Linked DNA regions of Homo sapiens: region 1 is linked to region 2. A link is an interaction called in ENCODE POLR2A ChIA-PET data of the cell type or tissue named here. Cell type or tissue: HepG2. All regions are shown on one strand. Links, peaks and the distances in the headings refer to the core of each region. The heading gives the core; the rest is flanking DNA.

The links. ChIA-PET counts read pairs that join two places held together with the same protein. Peaks named below come from ENCODE experiments on the same cell type or tissue, not always from the same donor. Only the 100,000 strongest peaks of a DNase experiment are listed, where the experiment ranks them.
Region 1: POLR2A ChIA-PET joins it to region 2 with 12 read pairs; 1 of 35 experiments calls an interaction of 5 or more read pairs at or near these places.

The regions. Positions count from the first base shown.
Region 1 is chr2:142,810,862-142,819,018 of GRCh38, reverse strand. No RefSeq gene overlaps it. Among named protein-coding and RNA genes, the nearest start is that of KYNU, 63 kb to the left of the region's middle. In HepG2, for the core only: no CTCF peak of the experiment used is centred there; a DNase peak (open chromatin) is centred at 4,698; H3K4me3 peaks cover 651 bases.
Region 2 is chr2:142,948,376-142,956,532 of GRCh38, reverse strand. It overlaps KYNU (kynureninase), which reads right to left. Exons shown (of 14, transcript NM_003937.3): 5 at 1,662-1,723; 6 at 259-330. Among named protein-coding and RNA genes, the nearest start is that of KYNU, 75 kb to the right of the region's middle. In HepG2, for the core only: no CTCF peak of the experiment used is centred there; a DNase peak (open chromatin) is centred at 4,892.

The sequences.
Region 1 (8,157 bases), core at 3,275-5,774, 140 kb after region 2:
AGTCCACTGTTCAGACACTGCTTACATAAAGATTGCTGTCAAAATATTACTGCTCATTGACATGCACTTGGTCATCCAAAGGCTTTGACAGAGATGCACAAGGAGATTCAAGAGATGCACATGTTTTCATTCATGCTAACGTAATCATTCTGCAGCCATGGATCAAGGAGTATTTTTTTTTTCCACAGAAGGGAGTACCTGCAACCATCAAGGAGTAATTTTGACTTTCAAGTTTTATTATTTAAGAAATACATTTTGTAAGGCAATATCTGCCATAGACAGTGATTTCTCTGATGACCAGGCAAAGTAATTTGAAAACCTTCTGGAAAAGATTCACCATCCTACATGCCATTTCGAACATGATTTGTGGGTTGAGGTCAAAATAACAACATTAACGGGAGTTTCAAAGAAGTCAATTTGAATCATCATGAATGACTTTGAGAAGTTCAAGACTTCAGTGGAGGAAGTAACTGTAGGTGTGGTGGAAATAGCAAGAGACTAGAACTAAAACTGGAGCCTGAAGATGTGACTGAATTGCTGCAATCTCATGATAAACTTTAATGGATGAGGACTTATTATTTAAGGATGAGCAGAGAAAGTGATTTCTTGAGACAGAATCTACTCCTGGTCAAGATGCTGTGAAGAGTGTTGAAATGTCAATAGATTTAGAATAGTCTGTAAACTTAGTTAGCAAACAATTTTAAAAGAAGCTCTACTGTGGGTAAAATGCTATCAAGCAGCATCATATGCTACAGAGAAATCTCTTGTGAAAGGAAGAGTCAGTCGATATGATATTGCAGTCTTAGTTTTATTTTATTTCATATTTTATTTTATTTTCTTAGTGATAGGGTTGTGCTCTTTTGCCCAGGCTGGAATGCAGAGCACAATCATGGCTCACTGCATCCTCAACCTCCCAGCCTCAAGTGATCCTCCCACCGTGTTGTCTTATTTTAAGAAATTGCCACAGCTATCCCAACCATTAGCAACTAGCACCTGATCAGTCAGCAGCCATCAACACTGAAACAAGACCTTTACCAGCAAAAAGATTATAACTTGCTGAAGGGCTCAGATGATAGTAAGCATTTTTTAGCAATAAAATATTTTAAAATTAATGTGTGCATTTTTTAGACATAATTTTGCACACTTAATATTCTGCAATACAGTACAAATGTAACTTTTTTATGTACTGGGAAACCAAAAAATATGTATAACTCTCTACATTGCAATGATTTGGAACCTAACCCACAATATCTCTGAGGTATGCCTGCAGGTCTAGTTTAAGCCTTATAGCTGTTGTGTATTATTCTATCAAATGAACAAACTAGATTTAATTGTTTGTGTTGTGTTAGGATTTCTGTTTGTTTCAATGTTTAGGTTTTGGCAATCATGTCTTCATTGAACATCTTAATATGTCTCTATTGAGGTCATGTCCAGGTCTTGTTTCGTTGTTTCTCTTTGTCTCTACCATGATGTACATTCTTCTCTCTACATTGTCTTTTGCATGCATCTGCTCTCAATAATGTGTTTTATTTGGCTCTAATATTCCCAGAACAAATACATTTTTGTCTCACTTTCTATGGTTTACTTTAGCAGTTTATCATTGAGAGAGGAAGAAGAGAAGCAAAGATAGTGAACTGCAGTGGGAAAATTTTGAACAGAAATCAAGGAAGTTATTTTGTGCCTTATGAGTATTTAACACAGGTGAAAAGATCAAGTCTTCATACTCTTAAAAGTTTTCTATTGCCATGTACATGAAATGAGTCCTGTCTCTTCCATTTCTGTTTCACCGACTTTTTAACTGCCTGGGAACTCTGTGTGTGACTTCTTCTCTGTGCTAGGTTGCTTAAATCAGTTTCTTTAAGGCAAAATAAATGTTCTCAGATTGTAATCTCTTGAAGGACAAAGGGCACATCCTGTAGTTATCTTTGTTCAGTGCCTGGGACAGCATTATGATGATGAGGACTTTATTTGATTCCTACTTCTTCAGAGTAAATAGTGGTTATTAAATCACCAGAAATTTCTCTTCTCCTACTATGATGTACTCTAATACCAAGACCTTTATTTTACTGGAAAATATTCTGAACAAGCAATGCTTTAAATCTCATTGCTGTCTTTATGAATTTAATACTAACATAGCATGTAAGGATGTCAGAGAAAAGACTTTATGAACATCACGTAGCTTTATCCAGTATTTATGAACCATATTGTGCTGGGATTCCCATGGAGTTATTTAGCTATCAAACTGCTCTAAAAACAATATTTATACTATTTTAAAAACCAAAACACAATATAAGATAAATTCAAACACTCTACTTTTTATGAGGGGTCTTATGAGTAAAATGTTTTCCTATGTCTTTGGATCTGATTCCTCTGGAAAAAAATTAAACACATATTTCCTGTGTGTTCTAATTTATTACTTAATCATATATGAAAAATAAATTTCTTATACTTAGTAGAAGTAATTTTTATTAACAAAAATTCCAATCTTGGATGGGAGGCAATCTATGCTTAATTTCCCTAATGGAACCAAAGATGAGAAGGCTCCTAGATGTACTAAGGAGGTTAATCATTTATTTTCTATTCCATACTTCCCTTTTCCATTTAAAAGAAATTTCTTTAAAATCCATCTCATCCCTACCCCATGATTCATAAAAGTGAGTAGTTTTATATGAACTAAGTGATCTACTTTCATATATTTTCATTAGTACTAGAGGCATGACCTAGAGCAGTGGTTCTCAAAGTTTAGCATGCATTAGAATCACCTGAAAGGCTTGAGACACAGATTTCTGACAGCCACCCTGGAGGTTCCAATTCAGTAGGTCTGGAGCTGGGCCTGTGAATTTGCATCTTTAACACATTATCAGGTGTTGCTACTCTTACCGGTACAAAAATTGCACTTTGAGAATCACTGACCTAGAGAAGTTTTGAGCTTGGGCTCTCAGTAAAAGTTAGTAAGATTCCCCTTACTAAGAATTTGGAATTGGAGAATGTTATCAGTTATTTTTATGTAATACCTATGAATCTGGGGCTAAAGTGGCCACATGGGTCATGGGCAATTAGAGAAAGTTATTTTGCAGAGTAAGGAATAAATTAGATATTCATCAAGCAAAGTAAAGAGCAGAGGAAATGCAGCTTCAGAAAAGAGAGAAATGGAGAAAGCAGCTCTTCAGGTAATTTGCTAATTTCTAGTTCCAATCATTTGATACGTCTGCTTAAAGTTCTTATATTTGGGTTCTGAAAGATATCCTTTGGTAACTTTGTAATAAATACCAGCTTTTTCATCATGAGTATTTTGCAAGGCACAGAATCTCATTTAAAAAATTATTGCTGAATGAAAAAAAAGAATATTTTTTTCTGGACTAATCTTATATATGAAATTATTGGTTTATACATATATTTCAACAATAACACAAACAAACCCTGCTAGTGTTTATGACGACTATGGCAAAAGGCCAAAGATCTTCACTGATCAACCTATTTAAAATAGCATATGGCACTATATTGTTGATTTATTTGTTTATATTTTAGAGTCTGTCTTTAGAATGAGATCAAGAAACTCTGTTTGTGTATTCTCCACATTTGAAATAATAATGAATAATGAACAAATACATAAATTAATAAAGGATAGCACATTTTTAGCTTAAGCAAAATATGTCTTTTTTGAAAATATTATTTCTTGAAATTGTTGGCCAAGCCTACCAGTTGCTTTCTGTGTTATGCAAGTGCTGAAAAATTAATAACATTTTCATTTTCTCATGGCTTTAAATGAAATCACCAGATATTATGTAGCCAGTCACAACAGGTCACGATGGCGAGGTCAGAGAGTTGCACAGATACTGATCACAGAGATTATCTATGTTAGCAATTACATAGAGAGAAGTCAGTAAGTTAGGAAAAGCTAAAATATGGCAGAAAACTATGACAGTAGTATCTTTGTCTGCATATCAAACAATTTCAAAATCTCAAAGACAAACATAGCTTTTATTCACATTTTCTCAGGCCTGTAGTTTGGCGGAGGCAACTGAGCTTTGTGCTGCAAGTCTGCATGTGTGTTGGAACAGTTCTGATCCATGCATGGATGAGACAGGAAGAAGCCAATTGAAGCAGGAGTTTTTTCTGGTAGCAGTCAGAATATTCCCAAGGCATTGGCGGAAATATGTGATGCCCCCTAAGGCATAAGATTGCTACTTTATTGCTGTTACTTAACTCATATCCCATGGATCAAGGGAAATCGCATGGCTATGTTCCACATCTGTGGAGCATAGAAATGTACTCCCTATATGTAGATCAGAGGGAATGAATTTTTGTCAAACAATGTTCTAATTTACTTCAAGCACCAATAAGGAAAAAATAATTTTGCTAAGACTACTCATAAACCCAAAGCAAATGCCTTCATCTCTTATTCCATAGGCTAAAGTAGAGCTGGAACTCAGATGTTCAAAATAGTGCTGTTTTTGGTGATATGTCTTCCATCCCCGTTTGTGTTGAAGGACTGAGTCAGAGTTCAGTTAAAGAAATAGATCAACTCTATTAATTTAGAGGAAATGCAATATGGAGAACTGGCTTTAAACATGTAGAAAGGACAGGAATATCAAAAGGGGGAAAGGGTGATATTATCTAGAGAAAGAAAAGGCAAAAGATATGATACTCAAAGATCAAAAGCTGTGAAAGTCCTTGACCTAGAGTCCATGAGCTTGTGCCTGATGCAATTCTGTTAGAAACTCTGTTGTAGTTGGTGTTTGATCCACCAAAGAGGTTACAGCTTAACCATCCCAGGACTGACACTGAAAAGGTAGCCTTTCCCAGATCGCTGAAGTCCAGTATCATCCTCTCTCTCTGCATTTCTAGCAATTTTCAACAACTACCAAAGTGAATGAACCAGAAACGGAAAGCTTCTCTCTTCCTCCCACTTTCTGATTCCGTGTTCCCTCTCCTAATGATAAGTACTCAAGAAAAAGCCAGCTGTCAGAGGAGGTCTGAGAAATACAATGTGCTGACCTCAGTCTCCTAATACATAGCAGTCAGGCAGGATGGAGGTTAGGGGTCAAGAGCAAATAGACAAATGATCTCCATGAAAGTGCCCTTATCTTTTGGCTGAAGGAATATGGACAATCTTTTTGCAGGAGGACTTAGGGAGAGGAGAGAGAAGTGACAAAATTAGAGAATTGATAGGACAGCATTTTTTGGCTTACCAGTCAGTTAGGTTAGGTTTGATATCTGGCAAAAACAAGTAGGCTCAAGATAGAAGCTTAAATAACTCATTTCATTAACTGCACTATGAGATCCCAGGAATAGAGCTTTGGTGCTTCAGGGTCAACCTGATACTGTGCATGAAATATAGCACTTGCAGAAACTTCAAGGACTGAAAATGAGTCTCAGCACAAACTTGGTTCAGTTCCTAGAAAAGAATGCCAGAGTAGAAAAAATTATACTCAAATCATCATGACACATGCAGGATACCTCCAGCCTTCACATTCTCTACAATAACAAATTGGGAGAACAGGGATTTTAGAAGAGATGAATTTTTTGCTTAAACTGATGAAAGTTTTAAATCCAGTGGAAATTAGTGTTTAATGTGACACAGTGTTGTTACAGCCTGATGGAATCTAAGACCGTTTACAAAACTGCAGAACTTAAGAAATGAAATGAAACTAGTCCATCTAATCTAAATTATATGTATGATGACCCACAAAAGGAAATATATCTTATGATGGATTACACACACACATACACACACAGAGACATATTCCAAAATAACTTTAAAAAATATTTCATGAAACAGCACTTACCCTCATGTGATATGCTTTGATGTTTTCTGTTCTTTCTATTCTATACCATTTTATTTATTAGAAGAATGCTGGTTGTGGCCCATTTATTTAATTTCATGACTACTTTTCATGACTTTAAAGGAAGTATAACAGCCCTCTTTCAGTTTAAAAAACACTGATCACAGCTAATTCTCACCTTATAATTAAAAAAACTGAGATATGGTTTGATACATCTTTACATGTTTCTTAATGTTCCTTATGCAGTAGGTTGTCTTATGTTGTTTTCAGTCATAAAATCCTTAAAAAGTTAGGTTATAACTAGTTAAAGTGTATTTAACATTATTAGAATTTTCATCTATGTTTTTAGTGAATGCTTTACAATGATTACGAGTATGTATTTGAACTGCGTGTTTCATGAGCTAATCTAATTTCCCCCAAGGAAATTATTAGCCCTTCAAGAACAGAGAAAACAAAAATTGACAAGTTGGATCTAATTAAAGAGCTCTGCACAGCAAAAGAAATTATCAACAGAGTGAACAGACAACTTACAGAAAGGAAGAAAATATTCGCAAACTATGCATTTGACAAAGGTCTAATATCCAGAATCCATAAGGAACTTAAACAGTTCAACAAACAAAAAACAAATAACCCCATTAAAAATGGGTAAAAAACATGAACAGATGCTTCTCAAAAGAAGACATGTAGGCAGCCAACGAATATATGAAAAAAATGTCCATTATCACTAATCATTAGAGAAATGCAAATCAAAACCACAATGAGACACCATCTCACACCAGTCAGAATGGCTATTATTAAAAAGTTGAAAACAATAGTGAGGTAGTAGAGAAAAGGGAATACTTACATACTTCTGGTGGGAATGTAAATTAGTTCAGCCACTGTGGAAAGCAGTTTGAAGGTATCTCAAATAACTTAGATAGAACTATTATGTGGGGATGAGGGGGAGGAGCCAAGATGGCCGAATAGGAACAGCTCCGGTCTACAGCTCCCAGTGTGAGCGATGCAGAAGACGGGTGATTTCTGCATTTCCATCTGAGGTACCGGGTTCATCTAACTAGGGAGTGCCAGACAGTGGGCGCAGGTCAGTGGGTGCGCGCACCGTGCGCGAGCCAAAGCAGGGCGAGGCATTGCCTCACTCAGGAAGCGCAAGGGGTCAGGAGTTCCCTTTCCTACCCAAAGAAAGGGGTGACAGATGGCACCTGGAAAATCGGGTCACTCCAACCCGAATACTGCGCTTTTCCGAAGGGCTTAAAAACTGCCCACCAGGAGATTACATCTCGCACCTGGCTCGGAGGGTCCTACGCCCACGGAGTCTCGCTGATTGCTAGCACAGCAGTCTGAGATCAAACTGCAAGGCGGCAGCGAGGCTGGGGGAGGGGCGCCCGCCATTGCCCAGGCTTCCTTAGGTAAACAAAGCAGCCTGGAAGCAAGAACTGGGTGGAGCTCACCACAGCTCAAGGAGGCCTGCCTGCCTCTGTAGGCTCCACCTCTGGGGGCAGGGAACAGAAAAACAAAAAGACAGCAGTAACCTCTGCAGACTTAAATGTCCCTGTCTGACAGCTTTGAAGAGAGCAGTGGTTCTCCCAGCACACAGCTGGAGATCTGAGAACCGGCAGACTGCCTCCTCAAGTGGGTCCCTGACCCCTGACCCCCGAGCAGCCTAACTGGGAGGCACCCCCCAGCAGGGGCAGACTGACAACTCACAGGGCCCAGTACTCCAACAGACCTGCAGCTGAGGGTCCTGTCTGTTAGAAGGAAAACTAACAAACAGAAAGGACATCCACACCAAAAACCCATCTGCACATCACCATCATCAAAGACCAAAAGTAGATAAAACCACAAAGATGGGGAAAAAACAGAGCAGAAAAACTGGAAACTCTAAAAAGCAGAGCACCTCTCCTCCTCCAAAGGAACGCAGTTCCTCACCAGCAACGGAACAAAGCTGGACGGAGAATGACTTTGACGAGCTGAGAGAAGAAAGCTTCAGACATTCAAATTACTCCGAGCTATGGGAGGACATTCAAACCAAAGGCAAAGAAGTTGACAACTTTGAAAAAAATTTGGAAGAATATATAACTAGAATAACCAATACAGAGAAGTGCTTAAAGGAGCTGATGGAGCTGAAAACCAAGGCTCGAGAACTACGTGAAGAATGCTGAAGCCTCAGGAGCCGGTGCGATCAACTGGAAGAAAGGGTATCAGCGATGGAAGATGAAATGAATGAAATGAAGCGAGAAGGGAAGTTTAGAGAAAAAAGAATAAAAAGAAACAAGCAAAGCCGCCAAGAAATATGGGACTATGTGAAAAGACCAAATCTACGTCTGATTGGTGTACCTGAAAGTGATGGGGAGAATGGAACCAAGTTGGAAAA
Region 2 (8,157 bases), core at 3,477-5,976:
GTGGTTTGCTCAATGTCTTTAAAAAGACTAATAAATCAATGTTCCTATTCCATCTTCTCTTCCCTTAACACGTGTTTTACTTTAACAAAAGAAATAAAGCTATAATCTATTAAAAAATTTAATCAAAAGCATTTGACAGATCTTTTTATTGTAAGATTGCTTGGAAAAGCCTAGTGAGTAAACATTCAAGTCAGGCAAATGATACACTGCTCTAGGAAGAGTAGAAAGAACATAAATACAATTTGAAGAAGTCCTTACATGATCAGAAGGGAAGGCTTTGGCTTCTAGAAGAATTTTATATCGTTTTGGCGTAGGCTTAAAAAATGATAACTGCAATAAAATGGATTTATTGAGAAAGCATTAATACACAATTTATACATTTGTTCATTTTATGTCACACTATCATTTTATAATCTCCAGTATTTTAAAGACATTAATTAACTCAACATCTTAAGTGTTTGTCAGGACTACCTTTTCAATTAGCCATGTTTCCAGTGAATCTCAAAGAGAAAGAAGATATTGGCTCAATTTGCTTATCAATGAAACAGCAAACTCGGGGGAAAATGTGAATGTGATAACGAATCCTCAAACTTTACTTATATATTAATTGATGAAACTTAAAGTCTGATGATTAACAACAAAAAAAGCTGTTAATTGACAAATTATCTTCCCAAAGCATTTCATGGTAATTTTGATGGCATGACACTGAAATATTATGGTCTATGTATGTCTTATTTGTATTGATAGTAGCTCATTTGTTCAGTGAAGCTCTTTCATTTCTCCACACAGTTCCTAGAGAGTGATATTGACAACAATAACAACGAAGATGATAGCTACTGTTAACTGAGTGTTGATCACTGGCCAGGGTACTAAAGCAATTTTCACATATTATTACATTTAATTCTCATGCAGATCTTTGAGGTAGATATTATGTTTCTCATTTTTACAAAGGAAAATACTAAGACTTAGAGATGCCAAAAGCCTTTTTCAACCTCAAATAAGCATTATGTAATTTAGCTGGGAGTCAAATCCAGGGATATCTGAACTTGTAGACATGTTTCCAAAACATACTTGAAAAAATGAAGTCAAGATTCTTTAAAGCATTGGGCAGTCACCATTAACACAATATCCCTAATAGATAATAGATTTGACACTTTAAGGTAAAACTGTTTATTGAGTAAGATGTAAGAAGTACTTTAAACACATTAACTCATTTAAGGTACTAGACCTCTTTTTAAAAATTTAATACTCCAAGTCTTTTTTAACCTATATTAATATACAAAAGTATACTGATCCACTAACTCACTCTGCTGAAGCCATTAGAAAATTGTCTTTCCAAAAAGGTCAGTGCTTTGCTAGCATTGTACATCACTGTTTTGTAGGCTTGCATGTAGTTTGCCTATTTACCCATTATGGCTCTTATTCTTTATTTTCCCAGACAAGAACTGTTCATTATTCTAAAGCTCTTCTCAAGAGTCAACTCTTCCATGATTAGGAAGAAGCTATTATATCATGGTCCAGCATTTCCTAGTAAAAATGAAAATAACCTCACAATTTATTTTTAAATAAGTAAACCCCCAGAAGCTCATGAATTAAAGATAGAAAAACATCAGATTCTGTAAATGAATGTGTTCTAAACATTAGTGGGAAAGAAAACTTACCATTAGAAGATGTAAATTTACAGTCAAAGCATTCATTAGGGCTATTTCTTTCTCATTGGCTCCTGTAAAATAAACATATCGTAATTTAGATGTTTGTACTATGTCTAAAGATACTGAAAAAACAAAGTAGGAAGACTTCACTCAATCATTCTTAATGTCTTTAGAGATAAGGGCATATTTGATGTGTCATCACAAAGAAATGGAAGTTTTCCCACTTGACTCATTTTATCAAATGATATCTGGACTTAGATGCACACAGCTAGCTAAAATTAAATTTCTTTTATGATGTAGTAAATAACAACAAAATAATGAAGCATTTGCTTTTGCCTGTAAACTAAAAATGATATATCCTATTATCAGCTCAATTGTCAAATTCCCAAGGAGCATATTTTTGTGCTAAGTATATCTTCAAAGGAATCTAAAAAGATATTAAGGCCAATTACATTTTTAAAGTTCGTTGTTTCTAACATCAAATTAAAATACACCTTTTATAAAAGGAGGCAAACTTTGTGAATCATAACTCACTGTTATTACAGTGAAATATATAACAAGACAAAACAGCCGCATAGCAAATTATGACCCAAATAGCTCTGACATTTATTCATACACACTGAGATAAAAGATAATATAGACGTGTATTGTCTGATGAGAAAATATGCAAAAGTAAGATATCCACTACATAATTATTAATATAATCTGATCTAATTCCTGCTAACAAGGGTTTTGACACTAGAAACAGATCCAGAGACAGAGAATACATTGGTTACTTAAGAATTCAAAGCATAATCACAACAATAATAATACCTTCCATGTTTTGAGTCCTTATGATGTTTCTTCAAGGCAATTAGACCTGTGTAATAGAAATTACGCCCCTTTACTGTCACTGAGAAAAATGAGATGTGTACCTTATCCAGAGGGATATTTCTGAGAGAGTCCCATTTTAAAAGAATAGACAGTACATAGAATAAATCTAATTGACAGATTCCAGGATAAGTTCACTAGAGGGGAGAAGCCATGTAAATAAGTATATAATTTAAGAATTTATATTTCAACATAGCCATTTAAGGAAGGACCTGTATCTTTATTGGGTCAAGGAAAACTTCTTGTTGCATTTGCCACATAGATTTCTCCATTTGACAGACAAGGTTGATGAACAAGTGGTGGATGCTAAAAGACGTATCTCTGATCACTGTAAGGTGAATAATATCTAACGTCAAGGGGCAGTAAGAAAAATCTCACTGTATATTCCTAGAACTAAATAAAATTTGTCCTGGATATACTAAATAGATATGAATATAAGCTTATGTTGCATATAGTGACATATGCCTTCTTCTCCATGTTTCAAAGAGAAGATTTCTTTGAAATATGGTTTAAAAAATACTGCCATCTTCATTATATTTATTTCCCTACATTATTGTGGAGGCTAAAGCAACTCTATATTGGGTGTTAATCTGCCATGTTGACTTCTGGGTAACCCTTATTCTGGGAATGCCTTTAAGATTTCTATTTTAACTGCTGCTACCATAAATCCTGCCCTTAGGCAGATTCACATAGCATTCTTGCCGTTCCCTGAGAGGTTGACTTCAATTGTTCCACATAATCCTTCCCTATGTTTTACATATAAGTCATACGCGGTGGGTAATGGTACGGGGGGATTCACTATCTAATCTTGTTGTTGTCAATTGCCAGGACATCATGACTTCTGTTTCTCACTCCCTATTAAATGTTTCTTTCTGAGAAACTGGATTTATCAGTCTCTTACTTGGGCCTTTCAGCTTCCTCCGGTTTGGGGGATAGGTTTGCATAAACCTGTCGACCACAGAACAATTATAGAGTGAATTTTTACTGCTATTTCTAAAACAAACACTATCTAAAGTAACTTGATCTTACTCTTGACTCCCTGTTATTTGCACACATCTATTTGGAAAACCATTTATTTAAAAAAAATGGCAGGGTGAGTGGAAGGAGGAAAGAAAAAGTAATATGAAGAAAAATACAGAATTAGTGGAAAGAGAAGCATTTTAAAGAATAAAGTGAGGAGAAAATAAAAGAAAAAATAATTATCACAAATAAAATCAAGAAATGGAAGAGGCAGGAAAAAGGAGGCTTTCTGTAGAAGCTCAGACATTCCATTTTTGCTTAAATATTATATTCTGATTAAAATGGATATAATGGTAGGCTGAGGCAGGAGGAATGCTTGAACCCAAGTGTTCAAGATGGGCCTGGGCAACATAGTGAGATTCTGTCTCTGCAAACAGTTTTTAAAAATTAGTCAGGTGTAGTGGCATGCTCCTATAGTTCCAGCTACTCTGGAGGCTGAGACAGGAAGAGTGCTTGAGGTTCCAGTGAACTATAAATTGCACCAGTGCACTCCACACTCTAGCCTGGGTGACAGAGTGGAACCTGCATCTAAAAAAAAGCAAAAACAAAAACAAAGAAAGAAATAAGAAAACAAACAAACAAACAAAAACAAATAAAAAGAAAATTTGGATATAGGCTGGGCATGATGGTTTTATATCTCTAATCCCAACACTTTGAGAGGCCAAGATAGGTGGATGGTTTGAGCTCAGGAGTTCAAGACCAGCCTGGGCAACATGGTGAGACCCTGTCTCTACTAAAAATACAAAAAACAGCTGGATGTGGTGGTGCATGCCTGTGTTCCCAGCTACTTGGAAGGCTGAGTTGGAGAATCGCTTGAGCCTGGGGAAGGTGGCGGGTCAGGAGAGGTAGCAGTGCACTCCAGCCAGGGTGACAGAGGGAGATTCTGTCTCAAAAAACAAAACAAACAAACAAAACACGATACAGATTCCTGGACATTTTGGTTCTCCAAACAATACAGTGTTCATTTTGAATCACCTAAAATTTTTCTGGCTTGGGAATGTGATGCACCTACACACATGTTCCCCTCCAGATGTGCTGGGCAGAATTAAACTACACTTACACTTGGTATAGAGCTTCCCTCATTTCACTTTCAATGGCCTCCTCACACTTGGGCCAATTCTTTGTAAATAATCCCTTCCTGATTTGAACAATTTTTCTGTACACATATACAAACATTATTGTACAATGGACCACTTTAAATTAAACTTAACTGAGCACATCACAAAATGCAATCTTCATCTGCTACTGACCTTTGTCCAAGGACAGGGTTAGTCCAACATGCAAGAATGTGTACACTTATAACTGGGGGTGGTGCAAATAGTAAAGTTTCAAAACATTAACAGAAGTGTTTACTACAAATATGACCTAAAGGCACTAAAGAATTTAGTGTTCTTAACATCAAATAGCTACAACAGACTGATTTTTAGTGTACAGGCATACTTTGTTTCATTGCTCTTCACTTCATTGTTTTTTGTCTTATTTTGTCACTCAGGTTGGAGTACAGAGGCATGATCACAGCTCACTGCAAACTCTGCCTCCCAAGGTCAAACAATCCTTCTACCTCTGTTACATGACATCCAGCTAATTTTTTGTATTTTTGGTAGAGACAGGGTTTTACCATGTCCAGGCTGGTCTCAAACTCCTGAGCTTAGGCTATCTTCCTGCCTTGGCCTCCCAAAGTGCTGAAGGGATTACAGGCATAGGCCACCACACCTGGCCTTTTGTTTGTTTGTTTGTTTGTTAAACAAACTGTAGGTCTGTGGCAACCCTCCATCAACTGATCTTATCAGTGCCATTTTTCCAAAAGAATGTGCTCACCTCATGTCTCTGTATCACATTTTGATAATTCTTGCAATATTTCAAACTTTATTATTATTTCCGTGATCAATGATCTTTGATGTTAATACTGTAATTATTTTGGCATGCTACAAACCACATTCATATAAGACAGAGAACTTAATCAATAAATGTTGTGTGTTCTGACTGCTCCACTGATCAGCCCTTCCCCCATTTCTCTCCCACTTCTCCAGCCTCCCTGTTCCCTGAGACTCAACATTGAAAATAAGCCAATCAATAACCCTACAATGGCCTTTAGGTGTTCAAGTGAAAGGAAGTGTCATATGCCTGTCACTTTAAATCAAAAGCTGGACATGATTAAGCTTAGTGAGGCAGACATGTCAAAAGCTGAGGTAGGCTGAAAGCTAGGTCTCTTGTGCCAAACAGCCAAGTTGTAAATATAAAGAAAATGTTCTTGAAAGAAGTTAAAATTGCTACTTCAGTGAACACAACAATAAGAAAGACCAACAGCCTTCATATGGTTTGGCTGTGTCCCCACTCAAATCTCATCTTGAATTCCCATGTATTGTGGGAGGGACCTGGCGGGACGTAATCATGGGGGCAGGTTTTTCCTGTGCTGTCCTCCTGATAGTGAATAAGTCTCATGAGATCTGATGGTTTTAAAAATGGGAGTTTCCCTACACAAGCTCTCTCCTTGCCTCCTGCCATCCATGTAAGATGTGATTTGCTCCTCCTTGCCTTCTGCCATGATTGTGAGGCTTCCCCAGCCAGGTGGAACTGTGAGTTCTCTGGTAAACCTCTTTCATTTGTAATTTGCCCAGTCTCAGGTATGTCTTTATCAGCAGCATGAAAACAGACTAATACAGTAAATTAGTACCAGCAGAATGGGACATTGCTGAAAAGATATCCAAAAATGTGGAAGCAACTTTGGAACTGGGTAACATGCAGAGGTTGGAATGGTTTGGAGGGTTCACAACAAGACAGGAAAATGTGGGAAAGTTTGGAACTTCCTAGAAACTTGTCAAATGGCTTTGACCAAAATGCTGATAATGATATGGACAATGAAATCCAGGCTGAGGTAGTCTCAGATGGAGATGAGGAACTTGTTGGGAACTGGAGCAAAGGTGACTCTTGTTATGTTTTAGCAAAGAGACTGGCGACATTCTGCCCCTGCCCTAGAAATTTATGGAACTTTGAACTTGAGAGGGATTATTTAGGGTATCTGGCAGAAGAAACTTCTAAGCAGCAAAGCATTCAAGATGTGACTTGGGTACTGTTAAAGGCATTCCATTTGAAAAGAGAAACAGAGCATAAGAGTGTGGAAAATTTGCAGCCTGACAACACGATGAAAAGAAAATCCAAATTTCTGAGAAGAAATTCAAGGTAGCTGCAGAAATTTGCATAAGTAACGAGGAGCAGAATGTTAATCCCCAAGACAATGGGGAAAATGTCTCCAGGGCATGTCAGAGGTCTTCATGGCAGCTCCTCCCATCACAAGCCCAGAGGGCTAGGAGGAAAAAGTGGTTTCATGGGTGGGACCCAGAGCCCACCTGCAGTGTGCAGACTAGGGACTTGGTGCCCTGAGTCCCAGCCACTCCAGCCATGGATGAAAGGGGCCAAGGTACAGCTCAGTCTGTGGCTTCAAAGGGTGCAAGCCTCAAGCCTTGGCAGCTTCCACATGGTGTTGAGCTTGTGAGTGCACAGAAGTCAAGGTTTGGGCACCTCTGCCTAGATTTCAGAAGATGTATGGAAATGCCTGGATGTCCAGGCAGAAGTTTGCTGTAGAGGTGGGATCCTCATGGAGAACCTCTGCTAGGGCAGTGCAGAAGGGAAATGTGGGGTGGCAGCCCCCACACAGTGTACCTACTGGGACACCACCTAGTGGAGCTGTGAGAAGAGGGCCACTGTCCTCCAGTCCCCAGAGTGGTAGATCCACTGACAGCTTGCACCATGCGCCCAGAAAAGCCACAGATACTCAACACCAGCCCATGAAGGCAGCTGGGAGTGAGGCTGTACCCTGCAAAGCCACAGGGGTGGAGCTGCCCAAGACCACATGGGAACCCACCTCTTGCATAGCATGACCCAGATGCGAGACATGGAATCAAAGATCATTTCAGAGCTTTAAGATTTGACTGCCCCACTGGATTTTGGACTTGCATGGGGCCTGTAGCCCCTTTGTTTTGGCCAATTTCTCCCATTTTGAACAGCTGTATTTACCCAGTGCCTGTACCTCCATTGTATTTAAGGAATAATTAACTTGCCATTTATCTTACAGGATCATAGGCAGAAGGGACCTTCCTTGTCTCAGATGAGACTTTGGACTGTGGACTTTTGAGTTAATGCTGGAATGAGTTAAGACTTTGGGGGACTGTTGGAAAGGCATGACTGGTTTTGAAATGTGAGGACATGAGATTTGGGAGGGGCCAAAGGTGGAATGATATGGTTTGGTTGTGTCCCCACCCGAATCTCATCTTGAATTCCCACATGTTGTGGGAGGGACCTGGTGGGAAGTAATTGAATCAAGAGGGCAGGTCTTTCCTGTGCTGTCCTCCTGATAGTAAATAAGTCTCATGAGATCTGATGGTTTAAAAAAGGGGAGTTTCCCTACACAAGCTATCTCTTTGCCTGTCGCCATCCACATAAGATGTGACTCTCTCCTCCTTACCTTCTGCCACTGTCATGAGGCTTCCCCAGCTATGTGCAACTATGAGTTCTCCATTAAACTTCTTTCCTTTGTAAATTGCCCAGTCTTGGGTATGTCTTCATCAGTGGCTAAAAACAGACTAATACAAGCTTTATTGCTGATATGGAGAAAGTT